2 separate regions of the Homo sapiens genome follow, and region 2 is linked to region 1. A link is a loop called in an ENCODE intact Hi-C map of the cell type or tissue named here. Cell type or tissue: HCT116. All regions are shown on one strand. Each heading gives the region's core, and the rest is flanking DNA. Links, peaks and the distances in the headings are about the cores only. Region 1 overlaps HOMER1 (homer scaffold protein 1). Region 2 holds the start of LOC101929201 (a long non-coding RNA gene).

Region 1 (4,403 bases), core at 244-4,243:
GATGGAAGCAAAAGTCTCCTAACTTTACTGGCCAATGTGATGAAGTCTGGCTGTATTCCAACTCCAGATTAGTTCAGCAAGAGTCACCACTTTAGCTACAGAAAAACAACACGACAGAAATCCCTTTCAGCGGACATTTGCTTTGCTGTTTTTCCAGTACAGTGACAGTCTTGAGCATATTACTCACAAAAACTCAGCTTCCCTTAATCTAACACCCTCTTTTGTAATCTGTGACTTTGAAAGAATTTTTCTTTGTATGACATTGTCATGTATGATATCTGGACCAGTGACTTGGGCTTCCTTTAACCTAAGTATGAATTAACTAACACAGGCTATTAAATTCAGATGCTGTAATGGATGGGTACTTTGTCTTCCATACCACAGCAATATTAAGACGCCCACCCGTAAGGTTTTTCAAACTGAACTACAATGTCTTTTTTCACATGTGCTATTCCTTTGCTCTGTTACCTTAGGGGTAATTTACAATTGGCTATATGCAGTTATATATAAGGGTGTTGAGAATGCCACACAGAGATCACTGAAAAATAGGTGACTACTTTTAAACTAGTTTAGAATATGCTGTAATCAAAAGGAAAAGTTGGGATCAAATTATTTAATAGCCTGGTAAAGTATGGATTAAACAGATTTAAGTTATTATTCCAAGGGCCTTAAATATCATTGCAAAATTTGCAAAACATATTTCAAAATGCAGAATAGTTACAAATATGGATGGACAAATAAAATAGAAAGGATGTCTATATTTTTTTTTAAGGATATGGAAATAATAGACATCTATCATTAATACCTGAAAGACTTTACATTGTAGAGATGGATGACTGCATGCTTTGCCTATATTTATATGAAAAGTAAATAATTTTACAATAGTATATGAACATGGATATCTGTGGAACTACTTCAGGCCTTACTATTAACATTTGCTAGACTGCTTTCTATGGATGAATGCAGATTCTACTAAAACTAGACTCTAAGTACTAAAATGTGCTTCTATAGGTTTACTTAGCTTATTAACAGCTTTCAGAAAACCATCCCAAATGACCACATATTCCCAAGCTTGAGAGGGGCTTTTATCATATACATTATGGTCACCCATATTAGTGAACTGCTTACGTAAAAGTTTTATGAGCTTGTGGTAAGTGGTATTTTCCCTATCTTTCAACCAGTTAAATTATATCTCTGTAACTATTACTTATTTAGAGAAAACATACTAAAGCCTTAGGAGACATTCTATATAGATCTGGAAGCGTATCTGCCATGCTGAGTATTCTTCAAGAATAATATTAAAATGACTTGTGGCAACAAACTTCATATGCAAGCTAAAAAATGTTAATCTTTTCAGAGTAATCACTCTTTCAAATGCATTTTTGTAAAAGTGAATAAATTCAAGAAGAAAAACACTTATTCTAGATTCCATTTACTAATACTACTTAACATGATATTCACAGAGGATCTTAACAAACAGTGCTAAATGACTTCTGGATTTTAACACGGAAGTACCTCTTCCTTAAAATTTTTAGCAACTGAGAACTATATGACAAATTTCTATACAATTTGGGCATTTATATATCTTGACTCATGGGTTTCATTTGGAGAAGATGTAAAATGATTAAAGAAGCATTCTTTTTTTTATCTGCATTACGATTTGCATTTCTAATTTATTTAGACATGTGATGCTAGTATTGTGACGGTCATGTACAACTAAATAGGCTATCAGTTTGTGTAACTTCTGAACTTAAGCAATCAATGTATTAAATGTAATAAATCAACATCTATTGTCTTTTATGTATCTGATATTTTGGAGGATACAGATGTTATTGGCTAGTGAACAGAAATATCTTTATTTCTTCCTATTTCCTTACTCTCAAAGCTAAATAGTGAACAATTCTCTCATTTATTCCATCCCAGTCTTTATAGATTCTTTCCAGTTGTCACTACCACGACCTCAGATGAGGGCACTAAAACACCTAACTGCTTCAAAGGCCAAAGCAGATGCCCCTCCCTCTGCCAGAAGCGCTCCTTCCCCACTTCACAGGCCAACTTCTACCCACTGGAAGGATGAGTTATGTATGACTCCACAAGGAGCCTACTTTCATGATCCAGCCATACCACCGCCTGCCCTCTTCCCTCACTTTGATCTCTTCTTTTGTGGCACTTTCCATAACAGTAATTATATAGTTATGCAATTATTTCTCTTATTCCCCCACTGAAGTTTAAACACTATAAGAACAGAGACTGTTTACCTGTTCACTAATGTTTGCCTGGCACTCAAATATTTGTTAAAACTGTAAAGGAAGTATCACATCAGAGAATGTTGGAGTAATCATGGAGAGAGCTTGGGGACTGTTCTTAGAGTTTCCAGAGCACCCCATGGATCACTACCTCCACATCATCCATACTGGTTATATATTCTGCTGTCTCATGAAGCTCCTCGAAGGCAATCTTATTCACCTTTCACCTGGCACAAAGACATGCTCCATACATGATTTTGAACTAAGTAGTATTAAAATGGACCTATGCCAAAGAGTTGCTCATGCTCAGTCTGGACACTAACTGCTTACATGTGTGTGCTCATGGTGATTTTAGATGCATAACTTGCTAGTTAAATGATTTCTAATTCATATGATTATATATGTATACAACATGCCTACAAAATACTCCACAAAGATAACTGTGCTTTCCAGGTACTCCCAGACTCTTGATATGTTTCAGTCACTGGTTTACAATAGAACTACTTTTGAGCTCTTTATTTTCAAATAAAATTTAGAAACTATTTTTGAACTATTAGGGCAATATTTTGCAGAATACCTTTGAAGCTATGTTACAAGTTTCAACTTTCTACTTCCAAGAAATGACTTTTGTTACAAAGTGCCCCCAGATGCTGTAAGGTTGAGATACCCTTACATTCAAATCCGAAAACTTGTAGAACAAGTGTTCCAAATGTTTAGTTATGTTATGCTGGTTTCAGAAACATAAGCTTAACTCTCAGTGGAACTGAAAGCTTTAGCCAGCTACTTGGTAAACATGCAGACTGGATTCTTAGCTATACTACTAAATCAATAGACAAAAGAGCAAAGAAATAATATAACATATAAGGAAAGTTTACTATGGCCTATAATCATGTAAATTACCTTAATCTAAGATTCTCTAATACTTTTGCTTTGTAAATATAAACTACCAGTTACATAATCAAGAATACTATGAGCACACACACACACACTAAACCCTGTTATTTTTCTTTTTTTTTTTTTGAGAAGGGGCCTTGCTCTTGTCGCCCAGGCTGGAGTGCAATGGCGCAATCTTGGCTCACTGCAACCTCCATCTCCGGGTTCAAGTGATTCTCCTGCCTCAGCCTCCCGAGTAGCTGGGATTACAGGCACCCGCCACCATGCCCAGCTAATTTTTTTGTATTTTTTAGTAGACACGGTGTTTCTCCATGTTGGCCACACTGGTCTCAAACTCCTGACCTCAGGTGATCAGCCTGGCTCAGGCTCCCATAGCACTGAATTACAGGCATGAACCATCGGGCCTGGCCAATACTTTTCAATGTAAATAGTTATAAAAATCAACATAGGCCGGATGCAGTGGCTCACACCTCTAATCCCAGCACTTTGGGAGGCCAAGGAGGGTGAATCATTTGAGGTCAGGAGTTCGAGACCAGCCTGACCAACATGGTGAAACCCTATCTCTAAGAAACATACAAAAATTAGCTAGGCATGGTGGTGCACGTCTTTAATCCCAGTTACTCAGGAGGCTGAGGTGGGAGAATCACTTGAACACGGGAGACAGAGGTTGCAGTGAGCCAAGATCGTGCCACTGCACTCCAGCCTGGGTGACAGAGGGAGGCTCCATCTCAAAAAAATTAAAAAAAAAAAAATCAACATGACTGTGCTGACTTAACTGAAATACACAGTTATTTTCTTAAATAAATTAAATGCCTACAGACTCAATACTCATTGAATTTCAACTACACATTTTAAAGATTCATAACTTATTTTTGCATCAAATAGTGAATCAATATTGTTAATTATCATCTTTTTTATATTTGGTCTCCATATGGTGACTTAAAATTTCTTCAAGACAGGTTAAGGAAAGACTGAAGTACAGAAGCAAGGGATTAAAGTTCTAATTCTGGTACCTATCTATAGATTTTAGAAAAATTCCCTGACCATATGCTTTGGATTTTTCTTCCTGAAAAAGCAGAAATTGTATCCATTCTACTTCTCATGAGACAATTGTCAAAAAAAAAAGAAAAAAACAGTAGAGATAAAACTATAAAAAATAAAAATTATGAAAACACAGGATTAAATATAAACCCAAGTAGGCCCTTTAATGAATAGACTTCTATACACTATACCATCTAATTTTTGGAAGTACTAAGGATAGTG
Region 2 (4,403 bases), core at 199-4,198, 56 kb before region 1:
AACCTCCCCCTCCCAGGTTCAAGCGATTCTCCTGCCTCAGCCTCCCAAGTACCTGGGACTACAGGTGCCTGCCACCATGCCCAGCTAATTTTTGTACTTTTAGTAGAGACGGGGTTTCACCATGTTGGCCAGGCTGGTCTCAAACTCCTGACCTCAGGCGATCCACCTGCCTCGGCCTCCCAAAGTGCTGGGATTACAGGCATGAGCCACCGTGCCCGGCCAGGGTTTCTGTTTCTTGATCCACCTGATTTATGCTGGCATTTGCTTAGACAGTGGGCTCCCTCTGGCCCCTTTCTCTGCCAGCATCCACTGAGATGTCCATCTTGTCTTTGGTCCCATATCCACCCAGGTGAACGTGTGTCCTCATATCTAACACAGTAGCTCTTTTGTCATACCTGCTGGAGCAGTGGGACACGGAAACATTTCAGATGCTTTCCGATGCCACACTGGGGCTCCAAGAAATGTGTTGGGCCCCTCTTAGCTTAAAAACACCATGTTGTCATTTCTACTCAGTGGCTGCTGCATCACCCTGGCCCAAGGGAACTCTTCTGTAGGTCACACCTGGAACTTGAGGCATGGGCGTCCTCTGCTCTTCAATCTCCTATCCTGTCTGAAGGTTCACTTTTTTACCCTCCCTGCTCCCATCTAAGGCTGATGTACTAGACAACCGGAGAAAGGAGGTTGTGCTCAGGGCTCTTCCATAGTGATATTTGCCACCCTCTCATTTCCTTCCACTCTCCTTCCTTGCTACGTGGGGGGTGTCATTAAAAAAAAAAAGTCTCATTTGAGGTGGGAAATTCAAAAGTAGAGAACTGACCCTTTCATTACTACAGTAATAACCCAAAACTGAGGGCCAAGTGCATAGAATACATTTGTTGAAAGGAAGAATAAATGCCAGGAAAGCAGCAGAAATCCAAATTTCAAAATATCATCCCATCACGTACCTCTTGAACATCTCTCATATTCAGTTCAGCTGTTTTTGCATCATTTACAGTTTTCTGTGTCTCTTACCTGGATTGCTACAATTAAAAAAAAAAGATCTTCCTGAATATGGTTTTCTATAAGCTTTCTTGTTTTAAGAAACTATTATTAATTTTTATAAAGATGAGGTCTCACAATGTTGCCCAGGGTGGTCTTGAACTCCTGGGTTCAAGCAATCTTCCTACCTCGGCCTCCCAAAGTGCTGGGATTATAGGCATGAGCCATTGCACCTGGCCTCCCATAAGCTTTTTTTTTTTTTTTTGGACAGAGTCTCACTCTGTCACCCAGGCTAGAGAGCAGTGGTGTGATTTCAGCTCATTGCAATCTCTGCCTCCTGGGTTAAAGTGATTCTCATGTCTCAGCCTCCCGAGTAGCTGGAATTACAGGCAAGTGCCACCATGCCTGGCAAATTTTTGTACTTTTAGTAGACAGGGTTTCATCATGTTGGCCAGGCTGGTCTCAAACTCCTGACCTCAAGTGATTCGTCCACCTCGGCCTCCCAAAGTGCCAGGATTATATGCGTGAGCCACCACGCCTGGCCCCATAAGCTTTCTTTAGGCCATTCTTGATACTGTAGCCAGAATGTTTTACTGTCTCTAAAATGTGCATCCAGTCATGCTATGTCTCCTCCTCAAAGGTTTCAGTGGCTTTCCACTGCCTTTGGGAAAAGTCAGAACTGCTGAGGACATGAAACAAAGTCCGTAGTCTGGACTCTATGACTTGCTCTGATTCCCCAAGCTCAGCCAGAGTGTATGTCAGGACTGTGAATTCAAATGTGTGGCTTGCTTTCCTCCATCACTCCAATCTTCAAAGTGAACATCTATTCGTCTTTTACACTTAGTTCCAATGTTACCTTCTCAGTGATATTGGCTAATTCTCTCCTGTGTATATACCTTTCATAACAGCATTGATGTATGATTGCTTCTTGGTTAATATGCATGCTTCCCTCATTAGATTATAAGCTTCTGGAGGATAGGGCTGTGTCTTCCCATCTTTGCATTCCAGTGCCTGGCAGAGTGCCTAGTGACATTGTAGGTATTCACAAGATGTTTGACTGAACAGCAAACTGGCAGAGGATGCTGTCAGAAGAAAAGCCACCAATCAGGAGACAAAAGGCTCTTGACATAAGAGAGAGAAATGTCTGGATATACTGGGGTTCAAACATTTCCCTATTCCTTCTTTCCTTTTTAATCCTACCTTTTTCTTTCCCACTTTGAAGGCTACAAAGCACAGCACTTTGGGTTTTAAACTTGGTGATCACCAAGCATCTCCAGATGGTGACACTGTACAATAGCTGAAAGACCAAGTCACCGAGCAAACGTTAAAATTTACATGTGGTGGCCAGGCGTGCTGGCTCACACCTATAATCCCAGCACTTTGGGAGGCCAAGGCAGGTGGATCACTTGAGGTCAGGAATTCAAGATTAGCCTGGCCAACATGGCAAAACCCCGTTTCTACTAAAAATACAAAAATAAGCTGGGTATGGCGGTGCGCACCTGTAATCCCAGCTACTCGGGAGGCTGAGGCAGGAGAATCACTTGAACCTGGGAGGCAGAGGTTGCAGTGAGCTGAGATCTTGCCACTGCACTCCAGCCTGGGCAACAGAGCGAGACTCTATCTCAAAAAAATAAAATAAATATAAAATAAAATAAAATAAAATTACACGTGGCGTCTTCTCTTTTCTAAGGCAGTAAACATGAACAGTCATTTAACACATTTATTGTGCAATTATTATGTCCAAAGTATGTTGCTAGATGTTGTTTGAGTATAATTTGGGAAGATTTTCATCAAGGCTAGTAAAACTTATTTTTGAGTTTTAGTTTTCAGGAACATTTGTTCATCCACAGTTCATTCTCCCCAGTGAGAGAAGGCATTAGAAGCACTGCAAGACGTTTGGTGACTAGGCACTGATTATTCCTGAATATTGCTAACATTTAACAAGTAGCTCAAGGTGGGGAAGAAGGGGGTAAGATGAAAATGAAAAGAAAAAATAGTGAAATGTTTAAATAAATCATATATATCCATAAAATGAAATAATACTCTGAAGGAGTTCGGAGGAATCAGGCTGATCTGTATGTACCAACTTGGACAGATCATCTAATAAGATTAAGTTAAAAAAGGCACACTGTAGAATAAAACATACCATATGATAAAATTTATGACTCTTTGCCCTCCAAAACTACATGTTTCTATAAGTACATACATATTGTATACAAATGCATACAAAATGCTGAAAGGATAGACATTAAAGAGCTTATAGTAACAGTTTTTAGGGATAGAACTGAGAGGTCAAGGATGATTTTTGCTTTATCTGTATTATTAAAAACAATTACAAAAAGAAAGTATACATGAACCACTTATATAATTAAAATTAAACTTGTTTCTCCTAAAAAAATAAGTAGGGTGAAATTCGAAGACATAATACTATTGTGAAATGGAAAACCATTCGATCCTTCTCATTAAGTGATAGGTTGCTAAATACTGAAAATTGATAAACTTTTGTACCTGCCTTCTTAAAAAATACCCACAGGTCATGGTTCAGGCATGATGGAGAAAGGCACAGAGGAGGCAGAGGACCTGTGTTTTATTCCTGGTTCTGCCTCCTGTTTGGCTGATCACTTTATCTTGCTGAACCTCAGACTCCCCATCTATAAAATGGGGATAACGATAACACTGAGGTCATGAAATTGTATGAAAACTGTTGTGAGATGGAGTAGTTGGCCATGCACCATAGTCTAGGTAGTTCTATGCCTTATACTATTATGTATAACGCTGAGATTTTAATGCACAGATTGTAATTGTAAAATAAAGGCTCTGCTACAGGAGACCAAGATTAATCACTAAGTAGAAAAATATAAACAAAAGTTGTTTAAAAGTTAAACTTTATTAGACAATTTGCAAGTGATTTGCAAATTCTGTGGGTTATTTGGAGCCAATGTTGAGTACTGATCGCTCCTTTTTTCTTCCTGGACCGTCGAACATGCTCAATTTGTTGACCAAGTAGTGTAAGTCATATTCTACTCAAATTCAGACTAATTTTAATTGTAACTTAAACTAGAAATAAAAATCAAATATCATACAGTAGTCTAAAACCAAATACAAAGAGTATAATTTGAGAGCACTTCTATCAGAGATAATTTGTAAGCAGTTAAGTTTATGAGTAAATATGAAAAAAAGAGGACCATTTAAGATAACAGAAATATTAACTCTCTAAACTTTCTATAGCAATGCAAACACAAAGTTACGTGGTCCTCGTGATATAATCAGTATCAAAATAATACATGTAAAAAGAAACACACAATACACATAAGCCTCTAAAACTTGACTTTGAAGAGAGGCAAATAAGCTACAGAAAGAAAGTGGTGTTGGTTAACTTCTTCTTAGCTACACCTCCCCAACCCTTAAAAACGACAACATCAAAG

Evidence for each region. Hi-C counts contacts between places; a loop is a spot of excess contacts. Peaks named below come from ENCODE experiments on the same cell type or tissue, not always from the same donor. Only the 100,000 strongest peaks of a DNase experiment are listed, where the experiment ranks them.
Region 2: a loop joins it to region 1, with 4 times the contacts of the local background. A loop is called at or near these places in 1 of 110 quality-filtered maps.

What each region holds. Positions count from the first base shown.
Region 1 is chr5:79,418,357-79,422,759 of GRCh38, forward strand. All of the region lies in intron 5 of HOMER1 (homer scaffold protein 1), which reads right to left. Among named protein-coding and RNA genes, the nearest start is that of HOMER1, 94 kb to the right of the region's middle. In HCT116, for the core only: no CTCF peak of the experiment used is centred there; DNase peaks (open chromatin) are centred at 2,065 and 2,365; H3K4me3 peaks cover 738 bases; H3K27ac peaks cover 552 bases.
Region 2 is chr5:79,362,583-79,366,985 of GRCh38, forward strand. It overlaps LOC101929201 (a long non-coding RNA gene), which reads right to left and starts at 2,518. Exons shown (of 5, transcript XR_007058838.1): 1 at 2,478-2,518; 2 at 945-1,019. In HCT116, for the core only: no CTCF peak of the experiment used is centred there; no DNase peak of the experiment used is centred there.